2 separate regions of the Homo sapiens genome follow, and region 2 is linked to region 1. Evidence: chromatin contacts called from ENCODE Hi-C or POLR2A ChIA-PET data. All regions are on one chromosome and are shown on one strand. Each heading gives the region's core, a stretch centred on a gene start or an enhancer-like site at or near the end of the contact. The rest is flanking DNA. Distances are from core to core; before and after follow the strand shown. Region 1 overlaps MEIS1 (Meis homeobox 1). Region 2 overlaps MEIS1 (Meis homeobox 1).

The links. Hi-C counts contacts between places; a loop is a spot of excess contacts on that map. ChIA-PET counts read pairs that join two places held with the same protein, here RNA polymerase II (POLR2A). Pooled maps may share reads with other maps.
Region 2: a loop to region 1 is called in a map of heart left ventricle, with 2.2 times the contacts of the local background. The contact joins two enhancer-like sites. A Hi-C loop is called at or near these places in 4 of 168 maps with a recorded cell type or tissue (ascending aorta, heart left ventricle, posterior cingulate gyrus and 1 more) and 3 of 50 pooled maps. POLR2A ChIA-PET finds 5 or more read pairs at or near these places in 2 of 52 experiments (AG04450 and common myeloid progenitor, CD34-positive).

Annotation. Positions count from the first base shown.
Region 1 is chr2:66,459,598-66,464,438 of GRCh38, forward strand. MEIS1 (Meis homeobox 1) reads left to right here. Exons shown (of 13, transcript NM_002398.3): 7 at 4,512-4,623. Among named protein-coding and RNA genes, the nearest start is that of MEIS1-AS2, 22 kb to the left of the region's middle. RefSeq lists an enhancer at 1,410-4,363. Within about 2 kb of position 2,814, at least 2 of the 41 ENCODE cell types and tissues checked have a DNase peak (open chromatin) inside an H3K27ac peak, as active enhancers do.
Region 2 is chr2:66,493,380-66,498,220 of GRCh38, forward strand. All of the region lies in intron 7 of MEIS1 (Meis homeobox 1), which reads left to right. Among named protein-coding and RNA genes, the nearest start is that of MEIS1-AS2, 55 kb to the left of the region's middle. Within about 2 kb of position 2,797, at least 17 of the 41 ENCODE cell types and tissues checked have a DNase peak (open chromatin) inside an H3K27ac peak, as active enhancers do.

The DNA of each region.
Region 1 (4,841 bases), core at 1,564-4,063:
CAGTCATGAATATGGAATGGGGGAGATTTATTTCAGAACTATTTGGGGGTCAAAAATAGACAAGATTTGGTGACTGATTGAATGGGGAGGTGGAGAGAGAGAGATAGAGAGAGAGCGTATGAATGGCTCTCAGGTTTATACCACAGGTGGAGGATGTGATACCTACTAGGACACGGAATAAAAAGGAATGAGTAGGAAGTTTGGTGGAGACAAAGAGTTTAGCTTTGGACTTGCTGAGTTGAAACAAGTCCACTTTCGGACTTCTTGAGGTGGATGTCTTTGCATGGAGATGGTTTCGCAGGTAGTTGGACATACAAGTCTAAAGACCAAAGAAGAAATTCAGACACACACGTCTGGTAGCATATAGGAAATCAAACCACTGTGGAGGAGGGAATTATCCAAGGAATACCTGGAAAGTGATAAGAGGTCCTGACCTCTGTCCAAATTTAAGGCATAGATTGAAAAAGAGTGAATGGTAGAAGAAAAAAAAGTCACCAGTGGTAACTTTATTCAGGAAGCCAAGATAGTTTTTGAAGTTGCAGTTTGTTTGTTGGGATGTTGGTGGCATAGTGACTAATGAACAATTCAGATTCATTCCCTAAGCACTTGGTGCCTGCTGAACATGAGCCATGCATTGTGCTGAGCTAGGAAAGGAGAAGACAGAGAAGATTAAGATACCATTCTCACTCATGGAGGAGTCAGGGGAGCTCATTCTTTCTATTTTACTACCAGATGCCAGTAAGATTGCCTTAGAGATTGAAAATACCATACATGGAATCAGAAAAAACCCCAAACAACTTATTTTGAAGTGTTCTTAAGAAACGATAGAAGAAAATGGGAGTGTTCTAGCTGTCAAAGAGAGAAGATATGAGGAGAATCATAGCTTGCTTCAAATATTTTAAATGGCTGTCTCTTGGGGCCCTAGAACTAGAAAAAACATGAGCAAAAATTAAGTTAGTTTATATATTATATATCGATCAAGAAGAACTTACTGATGGAGTGCAGTTTCTAGCTGCCTGCCTCCATTTATGACAATAGAAATAGTGTCTGGAGGACACTGGCTGTCAATAACAAGTTAGAGTGTACATTCAGTGATCTTTCAGGTCTTTCCAGCAAAAGATTTTTTTTTCCCAACAACTTCTTTGTTGTTGTTGTTGTTGTTGTTGTTGTTCTTGTTGTTTTGTCTAGCCCTGTGAACATCTCCTAGAGCAGTGGTTCTCAAATTTTGAGAGCACTGTATACCTGTTTGAGAATCTGATAAAAAGTTTTGAACCCTATCCTTTGGGAAAAATATGCAAGTATCCACATAAACCCAAATATTATTCCAACAAGACCACCCTAAAATCTTCCATAGGTGATTCTGGACCTCAGGTTAAGACCTCTTGTCTTACTGGATTTCCAATAAATGAGAACGCAGCCATTGCTTACTCTGAAATTATATACATTGAAGAAAAAAGCCTCTTTGGGACTTAATTTAAAACCATGACTAAGGTTTTTTATTTATCTAATGCCATGCATTCTTGATTTTATTCTGTCAGCCTTACATTACAAGTGGCCCCAAGCAACTCACAACTTCACAGATATGTATGCATAATCAGATGCACATATTTTATTTTAAAAATAATAATGATGTTGTTTGGTGTAACCGCATATAGTCACAGAGATAGGTTATTGTAACTGAACTTCTCTGTCCATGGATTTGGGGGGAGTTCGTTCTGATTAGGGCTGTCTTACATATTTATACTAGAAGAGTTCATGAGCTATTTCTGATACTTAGACTTTAATCATGCTTAATGAACTGAACTAAGCATAATTCTTGTTCTGTTTTTGTAACTTTGTGGATTTCTTCTAATGCTCAGTTTCATGTGACTACTCATTCTTAAATGCTAATACACAAAAATGCTAATTCAAGAAAGGAGCACAAAAGTTAGATTTCACTTCAGAGAAGTGCATTCAGTATTCATAGGCCTTCTGGAGGAGCAAGGCTGTGAGAAGAATGATATTAGGTGAAAAATATTGGCTCCTACCTTTGGTGAACACACAAATTTAAACATATAGGTTGCACAAAATTTGGATAAACTGAGGTGGAATCCAACATTTCTTGCATGAATTCCTGTATAATGTGGCGATAGCTGTGAGAAAAGAGGAGCCCAGCATCTAAGGCCCAACACAATGAAAATGCAATGAATCGGAATGCCTCACAGATCATAGCGGAATCAGAATTTCCAGCAAGGAAAATCTTTTCATGGTGAATTAAGTGGTGGATGAAGAAAAATGGTGATGAAAAAAGGTAGGCACAGATCACAAACACTGGGCTCAGGGCTCACTGCTGAAGATTTAAGAACCTTAGCTAAAGCTATGCAGAATAGAATGTGGAAAATTGAATTTACTAAACAATTAAGCATTGAATTAATCTACATCCTGCACAGTAGAAAAGTGGGGGAGGGAGCAGAGCAGAGCTGAATAAATCAGTGGAGCTCATTAAAAGATAGTGAATATATCAGGTCTGTTGTAGCATAAAGGAGGACAGCTTCCTGTATAACAAGGAATAATTCTTTGGTTCTAAGTCACCTTTTTGGAGTCCTAGTCTTAATCAGATTAACAAACATGCTTCTGATGAGGTTGGTCTGTGGCTCTGTATTTTAGCTTGTTATCGCTAGCTTTTCTATTAATTACCAGTCAGATCACCAGTCAACAATAGTAGTGAGGGACAACATAAATAAAATGAGAGTGCCCAGGAGATGTCACTCGCAGGATCTCATGCATCCTGAAACTCCCACGGGTTCCTGCAGCCTCCCACATGTCTTGCTGGTCTTTTGTTCAATTACAGTTAATGCAATAGTTTGCCATTTTCTCTTTCTAATTATATTTTCAAGTGGGATTTGTAGCACATAGAAAAACATCCTTTTACATGTCGAGGCACCGGGGTTTTGTGCCTGGCATTGTCTGTCCCCTGGGTGCTGTACCATTCTTTCTGCAGAGCTCTGAATAAACAAGTCCCCCTTTTAGAGCTGCAGTTGTACAAACTGAAAATTTATGCATTAACTGTTTGCATTCTGAGCGTGTGTTCCAGATTACGTCTTACAGCATTCTTCTGGTATGCTGCAGAATGCGTGTGTGCAAAAAGCACTTCTTTCACAGTTCACATATCTTTCAATCTCAGAATCAGCAGATCAATTAGCACTGTTTTTGAGAATATGCATAATGGGTCATATTATACATGAGTCAAACATACAAATGGCATATCTTTCTATGACTTTATTTTCATTTTTCAGGCTGCATTAATCTTCTGGCCAAGATTATAGAATAAGTGACAGTGATGCATCTTGTTCAGAAACAGTGACTCTTTCCCTTTGATTCCTATACAGCATGCCTCTTAGATGGGATCTTTACTTTTCTCTCCCTGGGTGTCTGAGACATTTTGATCTCCTCAGCCCTTCTTATCTTCTCCAGGGTAGGAACATAGTTTTCTAGAAATAAGCAAAGAGCTCTTTGATTTCGCTAGGCATACTTAATGATATTGGAAGGGTCAGCAAACTCTACTACTATATAGTCATGAAGCCTGACCTTATATGATTGAAATGATGTATACATATTTTACATACGAGATGATCCTGTTTTCCCACTAATAATCTTGAAGATAAATATCACTTCCTAGTGAAGGACCAGCTTTGTATTTTGCATCATTCCTACTGTGCAGGATGACCAGTGACTCATGAGGCTGTTTTTGAAAGCTAGCACTAAAAGCTAATTAAAATCTTTTCTGGTGATAAAGAGAGATTTGGGAGAGGTGTCGCCATGATTGTTTTCCTCAAGAATTTATTTTACAGCCAATTTTTCCTATCTGAATGTTACTTTCAAATGCACCCAGTGATAAGAAGCAACATCTGTTTTCCGTTCAATAGTACAAGAAGGCTCTGCATGGGGCTGAGTGTACACAGTCCATGTGAATCTATTGTTATTCTCATTCCTTTTTTGTGCCTATGCCTGGTCCATTTGCCATGTACCATCCGGCAAACAGCTGACACATACTAGCTATTATGGACCCAGGCCTAATTGTGAGGTCTTAAAAGCTCTGCCATGTTTGTCTTCTAGGATGAATCAGAGGCCCCTATAAACCACAGTGTTATAGACCACCACTCTCATTTTGCATTTCCAGAGTAGCAGACTGTTGTGCCAGAGGGTTTGTTGATGTTGAAAATATAGTCAGAATCAGTGGCGGCATTTTGTTTTCCTCTTTGCCTGGAATGTTTTTGTTTTCCTTAGTAATAAAGCATGCAATTACTTACAGAATAACTATTTGTAGATATTATTTTAGCTTGGAAGCAGAAACTGGCAAATTATAAATGTGCCAATGCAGCTCTGAGCTGGAACCATGGTTGAAGGGGGATGGGAAAGGTGGCATGGTTATGTGCTCCAGCCCTCCATGGCTTTGTCATTATGCCATGGGATCCTACCAATAAGGGTTCACAGATGCCTCTTATTTGGGTTTCTGATTTGTGCCCCCACAGCCCTCTTGGAACAGAGATCATGATGACACGGCATCTACTCGTTCAGGAGGAACCCCAGGCCCTTCCAGCGGTGGCCACACGTCACACAGTGGGGACAACAGCAGTGAGCAAGGTAGGAGAGATGTTATTCTCTTTTGCTACTTGTTTCATTTTTAAGGATTGAAAAATCAGAAATGTCTAGTGAGTTACTAAGTATACAGTTTTTCCTAGAAGATAAACCCCCTTTAACTTGAGAATCAGCTCATCTTATTTTATTCTCTGACCCTGCTCTTCTGTGCTATTCCAGCTGCTTAACTGTCTGTCACCTGGCCAGCTTCATAAAACAGGGTA
Region 2 (4,841 bases), core at 1,547-4,046, 34 kb after region 1:
GCTTCCTAACTATAATATTTCCACCTTATTTTTTAGTTATGTGTTGGACCCTGAGTTGTCTTAAGGACTGAGGAATTTAAGACTCATTAATATTTTTATTAGTGTTATTTCCTTATAAATGAATTATCCCTTTCAGCTAACTATATCTTTAGAAAATGATCTTGGTTTTCTTCCATCATCATATCAATAATAATAAAATTAGCTAAGAAGTTGTAATTACTCTTCCTATATTCTCTGTGATGTGCTTAAATAGAATATCCACTTATTATGATGTTAATTTCCATTTATTACAAATGAGCAGGAACAAAATGTTCCTAACTGTCTGACTCCACCTTTTCCTGCACATTATGACTCCCCTATAAGTAAACCACACAGCCCACTATCGTATGTTCTCTAATGTACTTTCTAATAAATAAAGCCAGCTTAAAAAAAGATGTTATTCATTACATGTAAAATGATCATTTGAATTGCTTTTACTCTGAGTGACCCATGCATCACTTAATCAGACCCATTTAAACAGAGAGAGAAAGAGAATATGAGAACTGAGTGATCTGTCTGTATTTCATTTGGTGGCAATATGGGCAGAATTTAGTCTAAGAATGATTCTTTAGCCATCTAATTGTTTCCTGAAAAAAAAGTCTTATCTTCAGCATATATAGGTGGTGGTATGATGGGCTGTATAGAAATATAAGTTTAATCTGACTAGTGAAGATCATACTTCATCAGTTCACTTGTGACAAAAAAAGAGTGGCATGATCTCAAAGTTGTTCTCAGCCTTCTCACTCCTTTCAATCAGTTGAATCAACAAATCGATCACTTGTTCCATATGTAATAGCTCTCCCCGTGTAGAAATGAAGAGTTAGCAAACCTCTAGAATGCAAGACCAAATTCTTTGTTAAAGTTTTCTTATAATGAATTCTGTCTATTCCGCATATATGGAAAAACTCAGGGTAAGACACTTAACTTTTTTTCTGTAGAGAAACGAAAGCTGTAAAGGCAAAGGTATTTTTCTACTGCCTCCCCTTCCCACAAACCACTGTATTACTCTAAAGAAATTTATTATCTCAATCTGCTATTCATCTAACAAACTCCAACTGCCTGCTAGTACCAGGCCCTGAGGAAATACAATACTGAACAAGACTCATTTACTATGCTCAAAGAGCTTATAGTCTGGTAGGAATGCTGCATATAAACAGGCCGTGTAAAGGTGGTGTAATATCAGCTATAATTCGCACATGGAAAATGCACCTACCTCTGTATTGGAGGATCCCGGAGGAAGTTCTCCCATAGTCAGGGAATGTTTTACAGTACTTCATGTTTTCCCAAGAACTTTCACATATATGATCTCGCTTGTTCCTCATAACACCCCTTTGAATTAGCCAGTTCCTTATCACCATCACGTCTTTGTGGGTAGAAGAAGGAAGGCTCAGCAAATTGAGTCACTTCATGAAGAGTACCCAGACCGACCTGAGACTGAGGACCCAGGTTCTGACCTTAAGGTTAGTCATGAATGCATATGTTTGGGGAAGTAGGGGAACTTGGAAAGACGAGAAATAGTGGCCCGGTGTTGCGAAATTACTGTTTGACCATCTGGAAATTTGCCCCTGGTTCACAGCCAGGTTTCAGAAGACATGGAACAATCATTCCACATTCACATAGCCTAAGCACAGATTCAGAATGCCCACTTTCCCTCTTCTGACCTTTTTTTTTTTTTTTTTTTTTTTTTTTTAAACTAAGGAAAAGAAGCAAGTCTAGAAGACAGGCAATTAGCATGATCACTCAGGCCAGTTTTTATAATTTTGGTTTTCATCCAAACTAGTCACATTTCATACTTTTAAAGTTTTTAGGCTTTTCTGCTGGAGATCATCTTCCTCACACTGTGATTCTTAAAGGTTATGTATTTTTTTTACCCTGATCATACTTACGTCTTTTGACAAGAGAGAAGACGGACATCCAGCTTTGGGTCTGCAGTGATCCATCATTCAACTTCCGGTCTTTTTCATCATATTAGATTGTGCTAGTACTTGCTCTTTCCTTAAGCTATCTCCATTACAGGAGGGGGAACTTATTGCCCCAAATATAACAGAGATGCCTGACTTATGGAGAGTTACTTCAGAGATGTTTCTGGAAGAAAGAGTTCTTTGGGTATAAATGAGAAACAAGGGGACAGTTGTGTTTCCCACACCATATTTTGGTATCTAGCATGTAAATTATACTCTCATAGACCACCTGGATCTGAATGGCTGCGATCTGGGGCCCTTTCCCAGTTTTGCATGGCAGATGAGGAAAATGCAGGAAACGCTGAGGCTTTGAAGATGTGCTAGAACCTCAGCAACACAGAGCCACTGAGCAGCAAGAGGAGGCTGAGACAGGGCAGAAACACCCCCACTGTTAAGAGTGATGAGGGTTTGGAGCACCTAATCTGGATCTAGAAATTGGCCGCTGTGCAGGCAGCTGGGTGGTTCAAGATCTAGCACCCAAAGAGTGTAGCAAGTTCAGGCCTGGGCATTTCGGCATAACCAGTCTGGTAGGTGGGGCCAGCAAGAAGGAATTCTAGGCCACAGGCCAATTCAGAAGTCAGGCAGGCCTACGATTGGTATTCGGAGATCTGTTTGGGAAGAGATGATCATCCCTCCAGCTGGCAGCACAGGAGAGCAGTATTCAGTTCTGGGGAAAGAAAGGGCTGGGCCAGGGGAGGGGAAGAGAGATTCCCAGCCAGCTGATGTTGGAGAGAAGACTAGATCCAGAAGAGGACCAAGAGCAGAGAAGGAAGTAATTCCTTGGTTTCTGTGACTTCTTTCTCACCCAAGATAGATTTCAGGTTAGCACACTGTGACGTCATCACTGAAAACCTCTCCCCTCCCCTCGGGCGTGGGGGGCAGTGTGTGACTGTTCTTTACTCCAGGCTGGTGATTCAGGAGGCAGCCTTGTTTGTGTTTCCGTATGCCTCCTGCAGGGGAGACTTGCTTTTCTTTGATACATAAATGGTGAGTGAAAAGTAACTCTCCTGTGAGCTTGGTCTCTTTTTTGCTCTTCTCTGGTCGAGCAGCCTGACCAGGCCTGGTCAGTGTGAATTGCCCAATTTCATAGTGTGCACGGGGGTCTCAGGAGAGGGCAATTGCCTCATAACTTTTCTATTAGCAGAATTTCAGATTCCTGACGTGGAGCGATACTTGAAAACCATTTGCGTGATGCTGGGAAATGTTTGCTTTGTCCTTCTTTATGTCCTAGGCATGGGCATTTTTGTCATTTCACTGGGGACTACTTGTAGGCTCTGAAAGCAGGAAGGGGCTTCTCTCAGGCCATGCCCTAGCTAAGCGAGGATTCCCCTCTGTATTTGGATAGCTGGTTGCTCAAGTTCCAACCCTTACATGAGGTTTTTCTGTATGATTTTCTCCTTTATGTTTTGGAGGCACACTCGGGAACGTTCTCGTTTTTTTTTGTTTGTTTTGCAATGTGGCTATTTTTGACTTTACAAAGCATTGGAACTGGCATCCTCCCATTCTTGTGAACTTTCTCTGGATCTGTAAATACTTGGTATTTGTTTTCTTCCTTGTACATTTCAGGGGTGGTTTTTATATTTAACTTTGACTAAGATACACTCACATGCTACTCTGAGAGTACATGCTTCGGTGTCTCTTTTTTCTTTGCCTTCAGTAAAAAGGATAAGATTCAGGGAAGGTTTATGAACTCACTTTATGGGTCAGACATGTGCTGGCTGTGGAGAGCATACAGCAATAAGAAAGGACTGTCTCTACCCTCAGATACCTTTCTAGAGGTTAAAGAAATGCACCTTGATCATTATCATTGTCTCTAATGGAGTAAATGGAAAGGGTAGTGGTAGAATGGTTAGGAGTTTAGCCTCAAGTCAGATCTGGGTTGAATCCACAAGGATTTGTATTCCTTATCTGTATAGCAGCCTATTTCCTTATCTGTGCATTAGGGACATTCAAAGGATTAAATGAGATACTTCAGAAAAGCAAGGATTGTGAGAATTAATTGATCAAAGATCAATGCCAATCTCAGTTTCTGGTATCTAGTAAGTGCTCAATAAATGTTAGTTTTTAGTACTGTTTCTATTATTCTTATTGTCTAGAGAAGAGATGGAAAGTTAGTCCTGTTTTTCGGTAGTGTGTCTCACTTTTCCTGGATCTGAAAGATACTTTCTTAAATGATATAACTTTTTTCCTTATCAGTAAAACAAAAATCTTTGCTGTTAAAAACTGCTGCAGAGGCTTGGCATGGTGGCTCATGCCTGTAATTCCAGCACTTTAGGAGGCTGAGACAGGAGATTTGCTTAAGCTTAGGACTTCGAGAGCAGCCCAGGCAACATGTGAGACTCCATCTCTAAAATAAGATGAATAACATAAAAAATTAAAACTGCTGCAGAAATATTATTTAGAAGGCAGAGGGTGAGTTATCATAAATTAACCTATTTTGTGTGGGAAATGAAAACTTGTACTAGTAAAAATTGCTTTCCAATGTATCCTCATCCACCAATTGGCTGCCAGCTTAATGTGATGGGACTATTTAGGCAGCACTGCCACCCATTGTTACTCTGAAGCACACTTGCAAAGTTCCAAGTCACTTTACAAGGCTTTTTTTGGGGGGCTGTGGGGGAAGAAAAAGAAAACAATAGAAAAAAAATGGTATGCCATGTTAGGAGAGTGGGTATAGATATTTTGGAAAAGACTTCTAGGAATGGGAATGGGATGGGGAGAGGTGACAAGAGTAGCAATGGTCATTTTGGAGCTTTGAGTGGGGGATTCAGATTAATGTTCCCCTGTTCAAATGGTGTACTCACTAGCAAAACAAACATAAGAACTCACATTCGCTGAGCT